Linked DNA regions of Homo sapiens: region 2 is linked to region 1. The links are chromatin loops, found by intact Hi-C in ENCODE. Cell type or tissue: gastrocnemius medialis. All regions are shown on one strand.

Evidence for each region. A loop is a pair of places that touch in the nucleus more often than their neighbours do. Peaks named below come from ENCODE experiments on the same cell type or tissue, not always from the same donor. Only the 100,000 strongest peaks of a DNase experiment are listed, where the experiment ranks them.
Region 2: a loop joins it to region 1, with 9 times the contacts of the local background. A loop is called at or near these places in 1 of 110 quality-filtered maps.

The regions. Positions count from the first base shown.
Region 1 is chr13:31,850,087-31,855,086 of GRCh38, forward strand. It overlaps LOC124900336 (a long non-coding RNA gene), which reads left to right. Exons shown (of 2, transcript XR_007063748.1): 1 at 1-2,123. It also overlaps the pseudogene EEF1DP3. Among named protein-coding and RNA genes, the nearest start is that of RXFP2, 110 kb to the left of the region's middle. In gastrocnemius medialis, no CTCF peak of the experiment used is centred here; no DNase peak of the experiment used is centred here.
Region 2 is chr13:31,206,309-31,211,308 of GRCh38, forward strand. The region is part of intron 1 of B3GLCT (beta 3-glucosyltransferase); the gene reads left to right. Among named protein-coding and RNA genes, the nearest start is that of B3GLCT, 8.8 kb to the left of the region's middle. RefSeq lists an enhancer at 2,682-3,209. In gastrocnemius medialis, no CTCF peak of the experiment used is centred here; a DNase peak (open chromatin) is centred at 3,118; H3K27ac peaks cover 993 bases.

The DNA.
Region 1 (5,000 bases):
GCATTGCTTGGGGTGTGACGGTTCACTTGCATGAATCTCAGTAACAAACTGTAACATAGCTTCTTTAACTTTTGTGTTTCTTTATTCAGTCTGGTAAAGCATTTGGATCTTGCTTTGTAAAATGATATGGAAATGCCAAACAAAGACAAATGTTTCCTCTAGTAATAGAACGTTTATGTCACACTGCTGTTTTGGTGCCTTCATGCATACACAGTAATGTCTCCTTGCAGTGCCAAATGATAGTGTAATCTTTTTGAAAACCATTTCAGTGGCAATTAAACAGAACACGTGCAGTGCCAACAATGCCCATAACTCAGTAGAAGTGAAAACAAAATGAATAGCTGTGACCAAGTTTATGCACGTGCAGGGACATGACAGTTGTGCTGTGAGTACTGCCAAGTTGTCAGTTATTTTAATATACCATAAATGTTAAGACATATCTTGATTTCAGGGATGTTAAAATGTGAAAAAGTAATCTTATCAATGAAATATGGTAATCTGTGTTCACTTAGTTTCATGATCCCTAACCTGATTACATTTTTTATGTATTCATTCATCCATACAGTCATTCATGGTGTTAGACTTCAAGCTGCAGGAGGGCAAGGACTTTTTCTATCTTTTGTTCTCTACTATATACCAATTGCTTAGGACAGTCTGTTTTACATAGTAAACCTGCTCAATAAAATAGTTAGTAGAATTAGTGAGTAAATATCCTCCATGGAAGCCGTGGAGACACATTGAGAAGCTCGCTACCCTCCTGTTGGTTAGAATACATATTCTTAAAATTATGACACTGACAGGAATGCCAAACCTGAAAAAGGCGAAGCAGTCCTTGATTTAATTTACAGGGTCCTATTCCAAATATGCCATTACAAAGCTAGTTTAGGATAGAAGAAATTCCATTATATCTTTTATTCATCTTGATCACTGAAGGATTACGTAACAACTTACATCTTGGTTCTGTTGTATGGTCTAAAATCAATTTCTTGAACTCTATACTTAGTCCAATTTTACATACTTGTCCTATTGTACATTTAACATCTACCAGAATTAACAGAGAAGTGTCTGTAGGCCTTTCTGAAGCAGAAACTCAGTGCTTGTGACCTTGCTTGGAAATACATCCCCAAGAATATATATATCTACTTAGGTACATTGCCCTAGAGTCCATTTTTTAACCCCCAAAATGGCCGTCTTTACATTTTGACATGTTATGAAGGAAAAGAGAAAGAAACCTTGCTGGGCAACACAGATCTCCATCTGCCAGTGCCTCTGCTTCCTCACTGCTGCCGCCTGCTCAGGCAGAGCGCACTTTTAGACCAAGGACAGGATGCTAGATGAAGATGCCAGCAGAAGGAATGGCACAGAAACTAGCTTAGCACCCTCTCTGAAGCAGTCCCAGGATCTAAAGCCAATTAGCATAGCCCAAATAACCCCACACTCAGTGTAAGAGCTAGACCTGCAAAGACGCACCCAGCTTCCAATCCAGTGAAATGTGGGACCTCTGAACACGTATCTTACGAACTGAGGTCGCTAGTGGGTTCCAGCCTGCTAGCTTAGGGGAAGATGATGTGGGCAGAGTGTCATTACTGCCTGTCCCCAAGTACGGTGAAGCAGTGTGGCATGGTGGTGGGTGCTGTGAAGCGACATGGTAGATAGCTAGAGCTTGCTCTTTCATATAGTAGAAAATAATGGTTAATTAAATCTTTTTGGTTATTCAGTAAAGGAGCTTACAAGTGCTTTTATTAAGTATTGTTAACGTGGGCCAGACAAGGTAATGTAATGTAAACGACAAAAAGTTTAAAACTTGTTTACTGAGCGTAGAGGGTGGGATGAAAGAAAACCCAAATAATCTTAGCTGCCAATTCTATAATTATGTGGGGTGTTTTAATAGTACCCAGGATTTGTTTTAACCAGGTATGGTAAAACATGCAGACACAGAAATGACTGTCATAAAGGAAGTTTATTATACTCAAGAGTCCCCTAGAAACCGGAGGTACAGCATGGCATGCCATGCAGGGGGCACACAGGGAAGCAGCAGGATCAGGCAGGAGGCAGGGGGAACAAGAAGAAATGTGGGCAAGAGCCTTACGGTGGTTTCCATGGGAAGGAATGAGCAAAGCAGGGTAAGCAGGTTCAGAATTGGTTAGTTTGCATCATTTTAGCAGGCTCTGCGGTACAGGGCTGTCTCTAGTTGTCTGCTACGTGGCCCTGGGGTGATTAGGGAAGGAGAATAGTGCTCCAGAGTATGAGTCTGATAAGGGAGCTGGTGGGGTGTGGGCTCTTTGTTGGTTTGCATATGGAGAGGCGCTTGCAGGTGAGTCCCTTACGTCTGCAGGCATTGGCTAACCCTGGGAGGGGCAGTCCGTCCAGGCCAGCAAGGTCCCAAGAGGTCAAAACATCAGAATATAGAGAATAAAATTCATGGTGGATGTATGGGGATTTTTGGAAAATGGTCAACTAATGAATTAAGCCTATGTACACATGGGGTATTCAGCCAAATGTGCAGTAGTGCCTAGTTCGGGCTCTGACACATGGTATTCAGTAAACATTAATTAAATCTGAGTTGTGGTGCCAGATGGTCCAACCATGCTAACACTCAGTTCTTGAGATATTGTAGTCAGGTGTGCAGTGTTTATCTTGAGAAAAAGAAAAAAGTGAGAAACCTACACTACATAAAGGATCCCCAGATGAAGGATGAACCCCACTCAGGACAAAAAAGGCAAAACACTTGACTCTTTTAAAACATTAGGGAACTCTGGCCGGGCACGGTGGCTCACACCTGTAATCCCAGCACTTTGGGAGGCTGAGGCGGGTAGATCACGAGGTCAGGAGATCAAGACCATCCTCGTTAACACGGTGAAACCCCGTCTCTACTAAAAATACAAAAAAATTAGCAGGACGTGGTGGTGGGCGCCTGTAGTCCCAGCCACTCGGGAGGCTGAGGCAGGAGAATGGCATAAACCCGGGAGGCAGAGCTTGCAGTGAGCCAAGATTGCGCCACTGCACTCCAGCCTGGGCGACAGAGCCAGACTCCATCTCAAAAAAAAAAAAAGAAAAAAACTTACTGGGGAGGCTGAGGCAGGAGAATGGTGTGAACCCTGCAGGTGGAGCTTGCAGTGAGCCTACCGCACCGCTGCACTCCAGTCTGGACGACAGAGTGAGACTCCATCTCAAAAAAAAAAAAAAAAAAAAAACAAAAACACACACACACACACACACACACACACACACAACAAAACATTAGTGAACTCTTAAGCAAATACATTTTTAGCTATAAGGTCTTAAAATGTACAAGATGATTATATGTCTAGGGTAATTCCTTATCCACTGTGGATTTGGAATACCAACAAAAATAAGTAAACATGAAGGCCACATGCATCTTTTTAAAAGGGTGTTTCTCAGAGTAAATATTGGAGTTGCAAAGTGAATTGTGTGTTGCAAATTTTGTGCTCAGGAGTAGGCTTCTAAATGGAAGTTACTCAAAATAGCATGAAACATACTTTTCTTCTTGACTACATGTCAGTATTAATCAAATGATCAGATGATACATACACACATACGAAGTAATGATACTGGAGAGAATTACATGAAGGTAATTAACAAAATATGTGTTAGTGGCAAGCTTAGTCACAGAACATTTAAAATGTACCTGTATTAACTCTGATGGACATGGGTTTAGACTCAAGCACTACTTATCACGATGAATGGCAGGAGTGCATGAAGGTGGGAGTGTTAGGGCTCACTGCTAAGTAAATTGAATGACCTATTGCTATGGTCAGCCTCATGACTTTTCTTTATGTGGTTGGTTAATGATTATAGCAACTTTAAAGTCCTGTGACTTAGAATCTTGACCATGCACGTTAAGAAATATTAATGGAAGCATAAGCAAGAGGTCAATCTAATAATCTAAGAAGAGTAATTCCTTCACGGCAGAAACTCTGAGATTGCCCTCTCCTTACAGCTGCTTTCACCTTGTAACTTTTCGCACATCTCCTTTGCATTGTGTAGGAGCTTATCCACGTTGATGGAAATTGTATTAATGTATTGCTGGAGCACAGCTGCTCTCCCATTGTGTTTCCAAACTGACATCATAACTCTTTAATTAAAGTGGCAGTGTTAGCCTCAAATGGCTGGCAAAACATTTCTGCCTGGCTAATGGTGTTGAACTGGGTTTGAGGTTGGTCAGGACAATCATTGGCTTTATCCATCCCAGTGAAGCATGTCTCTTAAGACAAATTTTTCAATCCAGGCTTTCATGTCTTTTAACCTCCAATTCCATACACAAATAAGGCCCGTATACATGTGGAGTATTTAGTCAAATGAGATCTATGCAGAAATACTCTCAGGCCCTTGCTTTCCTGGAGCCTTTCGTTTATGTTGATACTTATAAGTGAAAGCGCATAATGGTGAGGCTGGTGGGTAGAGGGGGCAGGTGAAGAGCCTTGCTGGAGCCGTTCTAAGTTTGTGCATTCTATCTTAGCTTTAACCTTCATGCATTTGAATTGCACTCATTTGGGGATAGGGGTGGGAAGAGGCATTCCCTCCTTATCTTTTTAGCCCTAGAGCCTAGCATTGTGCCTGCAAGTGGTAGGAGCTTAATGTATATTGGTTGAATTTTAAAATGTTAGTTGATTGGTTGACACAGAAATTCCCAGCCTTCTTTGGCTTAAGGATTCCTATAAATTATGAATAAAAGTCCTTACAAAATACTCTATAATCTGATAGTTAAATGATCTAGAAGGAAGAATCAAGAATATAAAAACTGCTTTTTTAATGAATAGAAGCCATGAAGTTAAACTGGCCTTAACAAATTAAAATATCAATTACAAGTGACTGTTACTAAAATTCTATGATATTGGACTGAAAACTAGACAGATTAAAATAAATAGAAATTCCATATTTAGATTATTTAGTGAACTTAATTTAAAACATACAAATGAACAATAGAGCTTTGAAGAAAAGATCAATTATTTAATGAAGTTTGCAAGACCAATAGAATA
Region 2 (5,000 bases), 640 kb before region 1:
TGATTCAGAAGATCTGAAATGAGACTTCCAGGTAAGTTTTCTGTGAAGCCAGGTGTGAGAACCCTGCCTGGGCCACCATAGGCCCGGATATAAACTAGGACTCTTACTGGGTGATTTCTGTGAACATCTGTGGAATATAAAGATGATCAAGCCCGGGCGCAGTGGCTCACGCCTGTAATCCCAGCACTTTGGGAGGCTGAGGTGGGCGGATCACGAGGTCAGGGGTTCGAGACCAGCCTGGTCAACATAGTGAAACCCTGTCTCTACTAAAAATGCAAAAAAAAAAAAAAAAAAAGGTAGCCGGGCATGGTGGCGGGTGCTTGTAATCCCAGCTACTCGAGAGGCTGAGGCAGGAGAATCGGAGGTTGCAGTGAGCCAAGATCATGCCATTGCACTCCAGCCCGGGCGACAGTGCGAGACTCCATCTCAGAAAACAAAAAAAAACAAAAGATGATCGGTGGTTGTTTTGCCTTAAAGTAAGGAGTTGTTCTGGAGAGAGCAAAGTGTGGCATTGAGGCCTACTCCTCAGTCAGGTCTTTTGTGTACTTGGGAAAGGAACTGGAAACACCAGAACTAAAACTATGAAGTCTGTCTCAGGCTCCAGGATCATTTGGCAAATTTTTAAATGCTGCTGAGGAGACCATAGTCCGTGGAGCATGAGTATCAAAAGTTAGAGCCGTGAGTTGTTAAAGCAAAGGTTTTTGGGCAATATACAAATAAGTTTCTAAAGGCTTAGAGCGTCTCAGATTGTGTGTACCATGGATTGAGTGGTACTGAAAGGGGTACTTACTTTATCTGTATGTCTGTTTATCCATCTACCTACCCATCTGCACACTAAGGGGGTACTTTTAAAGACCTACTTCTTGTAATTAATAAGATGCCCAAAAGTTAATCATAAATTATATTTTTATAAGTTAAGCCTGACAGTTAACTGTTCCATAGTACACTTGCAATTTAAAGGAATCGCGTAAACTGCTAATTTTTTTTTTTTGTTTGAATGTTTGCTGTGTTCCTCTTTGATGTGTTCTGTAGTAGGCTGTGTGACCAGGGATTTTTCTGACCCTTCCTATGACTTAGGCTATGGAACATGCTAGTGAGGGTGGGGTTTTAAATCTCACCCCCAAGACTGTTTTGAGTTGCAATTTTCTGGTTTGCATATCCTGAGTGACGGTTTTTAAACAAGATGCAAATCAAAGTATGAAATGATCTTTTCCCTCTTGAATATATATAGTTATTTTCTATTTTTCTCTTTTTTTTTCACTATCTACTGTGCTTCCTGTAAAATATATTTACTCTCTGGCCCATAGAATATGTTGGTCTCATCAAACTTTGTTGTCAAGTGAAGAAAAGCTAATATTCCAGTGTTTCCCATGACTTCTGTAATAAAACAGGAGAGGAGTTTCAGATGGAACTAGATCATATCTGAGTCGATAGTAGGCTCAAAGCAGGAATATTGTGTCTGCATGCTTGCTGCCTCAGTGTGGTGGGAGGCTTGGCCTCCTTCCTCACTACTTCTCTCCACTGGCTGAATTGTCCTGGCATCTTTCCCAGCAGCAGATCTCTTTTCCTAAGAGTTTACTGTTTGGCACTTGAGCAAAAGGCTCAATAGGTTTTACCATAGGCCAGGTACTGTTTTGAACCTGAACATACATGAACTCACTTAATTCTTGTTCCATTTCTTCCCTCTACAGGGAGGGAAACAGAGGCTCAGAGAGGTTGCTTAACTATTAAGTGGCAGCGCTCGGATTTGAACCTAGGAGGTTTGAGTATACTTTGTCTTTGTACTTTGTACTCTGTACACAGTACAAAGTACTCTGTACTTTGACCTTATGCTGTATGACTTCTCAGGCAGGGCCCCGGCCCGGGTCTCCTCTACTGCCACATCTTTCTGTTGTACAGTGCAGCTTTAAGGAGAGAGTTCTTTGAAAGGATTCATTAAACAGCTGCCTTCTCTCCTGCTTCTCCTCCCCATCTGGCCATTCCTTTTGTCTCCTTTGCAGTTTTGTCCTTAAATGTTGCAGTTCCCCTGAGCCGTCCTTGGCCTCACGAGCCTTGGCTTCCGTTCTGGTGCGCTGTGGAGACTCTAGTGCTGCAGCCGCTATTGCACGCACACCCCTGTGCTGGGCTCACCCCTGCACCCGGCTCTCCTGCCTGTCTGCACTTGCGTATCCTCAGGACGCTGGGCACCAAGTTGCCTTCCCTCACACGTGCTACCCTCCTTTATTCTAGGAAGCCCCAGGCCCTCCCTTCCCGTCTCACCCCCCACCCGGGTGCTCTGTCTCAGAGCCTGCAGCTTCTGCTTCTTTAGTGGCCCCCCCCCCCCGCTCACTGCCACCTTCATTGAGGCCCTTAGCGCTCTTTGCTTGACTCCAGTGGCCTTCCCACTGGCATGTTTGTGTCCTTTCTTGTCCTCCCACAGCCGTCCCACACACTGCCTCCAGAAAGCTGTCTTGGGCACACATCTCAACAGGGCATTCCCTCCTTAAAACCTCAAACAGCTGTTCCTGGCTCAGGAAAAACCTGACTCCCCAATACCACCCCCTCCCATGATATGGCCCCTGGTACCTTCAGCCTCATTTCTAGCCCCAGCCACCCGTCCCCACAGGGGTTCCTGCCCGGGTCACCCCCTCCTCAGAGGGGTCCCTGCCCGGCCGGGTCACCCCCTCCCCTCAAGGGACCCTGCCTGGGTCACTCCCTCTTCTGAGGTATTTCTGCCACCAAGTGTGTTGACCCTGCCATTGGCCTGCCCTGTATAAAACCCAAGAGGGAGAGAATAAAATCCGATGCCCCTTAAAAAACGTACGGAGTGACAGGGCCTTCCATCCCATGGTTGGAGGTGCTGTCCCATGGTAGATGGAGCTGCTACCCAGCTTGTCTGCTACTGTGGGGACAGGGGACAGTGGATTTGTCCCAGTAGGGTGGAGAAAAGGCAGACTTTACCTCTGTCGCTGGGCTGCAGGGGTGTTTGTTTCTGTCCCTCTGCTACCATGGATTATCTTCAAAGTGGGTACTTGGAAACAAGTAAGTTGGCTATGCGCCATGCATCCTGGAGCTTAAGGCCCCCTGGAGGACCTGGAATTAATCCTGGAAAGCTCCACGGAGAGGCAGCTGCTGGAGGCTGGAGCCAGCTGGGTGACATGCTTTGTAAGTAGGTCACAGGAAAGAAAGTGAAGCCCCAAAGGCTTCCTCCCCCAGCGTGTTAGAAAAGAAGTGGCAGCCTGCATAGCCTGGAAGGAGCGCCTGAGCCATGTGTGCTTCCAAGACGGCTCTCTGTGAGCTTTGGCCTGGGTGGCAGAGCCACAGGTACCGGGTTTTATGCTCTCCTGGCTTTTGTGCAGGGCAGGCAACCACCTAGACACTTCCCAGACTGCCAGTCATTATCATTGTGGTCACCAGCATGGCCACAGCTATTGGCTGAGCTTTTTTATATATTCTGAGCTGATGCCAAAAGTTTAGGCATTATCTCATTGGTTCCTGCCAGCGCCCTCTGAGGTGGAGTTATTTGGCAGCTTAGTGGTTTTCTTGTTTTTACTGTTCCGTTTGGTTTCTATGATAGATGTTCCTGGGAAAGTTTGGGAAAACAAATTAAGAGAATTGGGACAAAATCAAGTTAGGAGGTAGAAGGCACAATCATCTTTCCTGCGTGGGAATGGGGGTCCCTTGCTCCCTCACAGGAACAGGGAAAGAGAGTTGATTAGTGCTGCTTAAATGTGTTGCAATTAATTACTCGCCAGTTTTCTTGCACTCCGGGGCTTAGGCTGGCCTATAAATCTTAGTCCCAGGTTAGTTGTAAAATCTTGATTTATCTCTCTGTCTAGATGTGCTAACACATTTGTTGGCTTGAATTATTTAAAGTTATCATGAAAAAGGTCTGATTTCTATTGCCTGCCCTGATTTGCACTTTAAATATAGTTCCCTGTTGCAGTTTACCAGAATTCATGTTGAAAATGGAAAAGGGGAAATTACTTTTAAACAGCAGTTTGGCATGTAAAAGCATGATTTACCCTGGAATATTTCTCCAACTGCACATTAAAGCACTAAGGCCAAATTTTCAACAATATTTTCCCTACTGAATCTGGAAATTAATATGAAGCAAACAGCAAACATTGAGCCTCAGGTAGCCACTCCTGTGTACCCCTTTGGTTGGGGCCAGGTTGGAGGGATCTTTCCCTCACTCCTTCTTTTCTTTGTCAGTCACCAGCCCAGACTCAAATTGCAGTATGCACTCGTTAGCATTGTTGAAGGTGACAGGCAATTTCTTACCTCCCTTGCTAATTTTTCTCACTTTGCTCATCTCTTTGCACCATCTCTCTTTCATTTCCATGAAACCAGGATTTTTATGGATAAGAATTCTGTAAATGGTTAGTTATTTTAATATTGGATTTATTAGTGGTATAGCATATTCAGTGCCTTCACAATATATTTGGTTCCTTTTTATTTTTATTTTTATTTTTTTAAGAGGCAGGGTCTCTGTCACCCAGGCTGGAGTGAAGTGGCATGATCATAGTTTACTGCAGCCTGGAACTTTTGGATACAAGGAGTCCTCCCACCTCAGCCTCCCAAGTAGCTGGGACTACAGGTGTGCACTAGCAAGCCTGGCTAAGCATTAATTTTTTCTTTTTCTTTTTTTGGAGAGATGGGGTCCCACCATCTTGCCCTTTTGACCTCAAGCGATCCTCCTGCCTCAGCCTCCCGAAGTGCTAGAATTACAGGCACGTGCCACCACGTCCGGCCACGTTTGGTTCCTTGATGATTTCTTTTGATTTATTTAGATTACACAAATTTAAAGATAAAACCAACTGGCAGCCGGGCATGGTGGTTCATGCCTGTAATCTCAGCACTTTGGGAGGCCGAGGTGGGTGGATCACCTGAGGTCAGGAGTTTGAGACTAGCCTGGCCAACATGGCAAAACCCCATCTCTACTAAAAATACAAAAATTAGCTGGGCATGGTGGCACGTGCCTGTAACCCCAGCTACTCGGAGGCTAAGGTAGGAGAGAA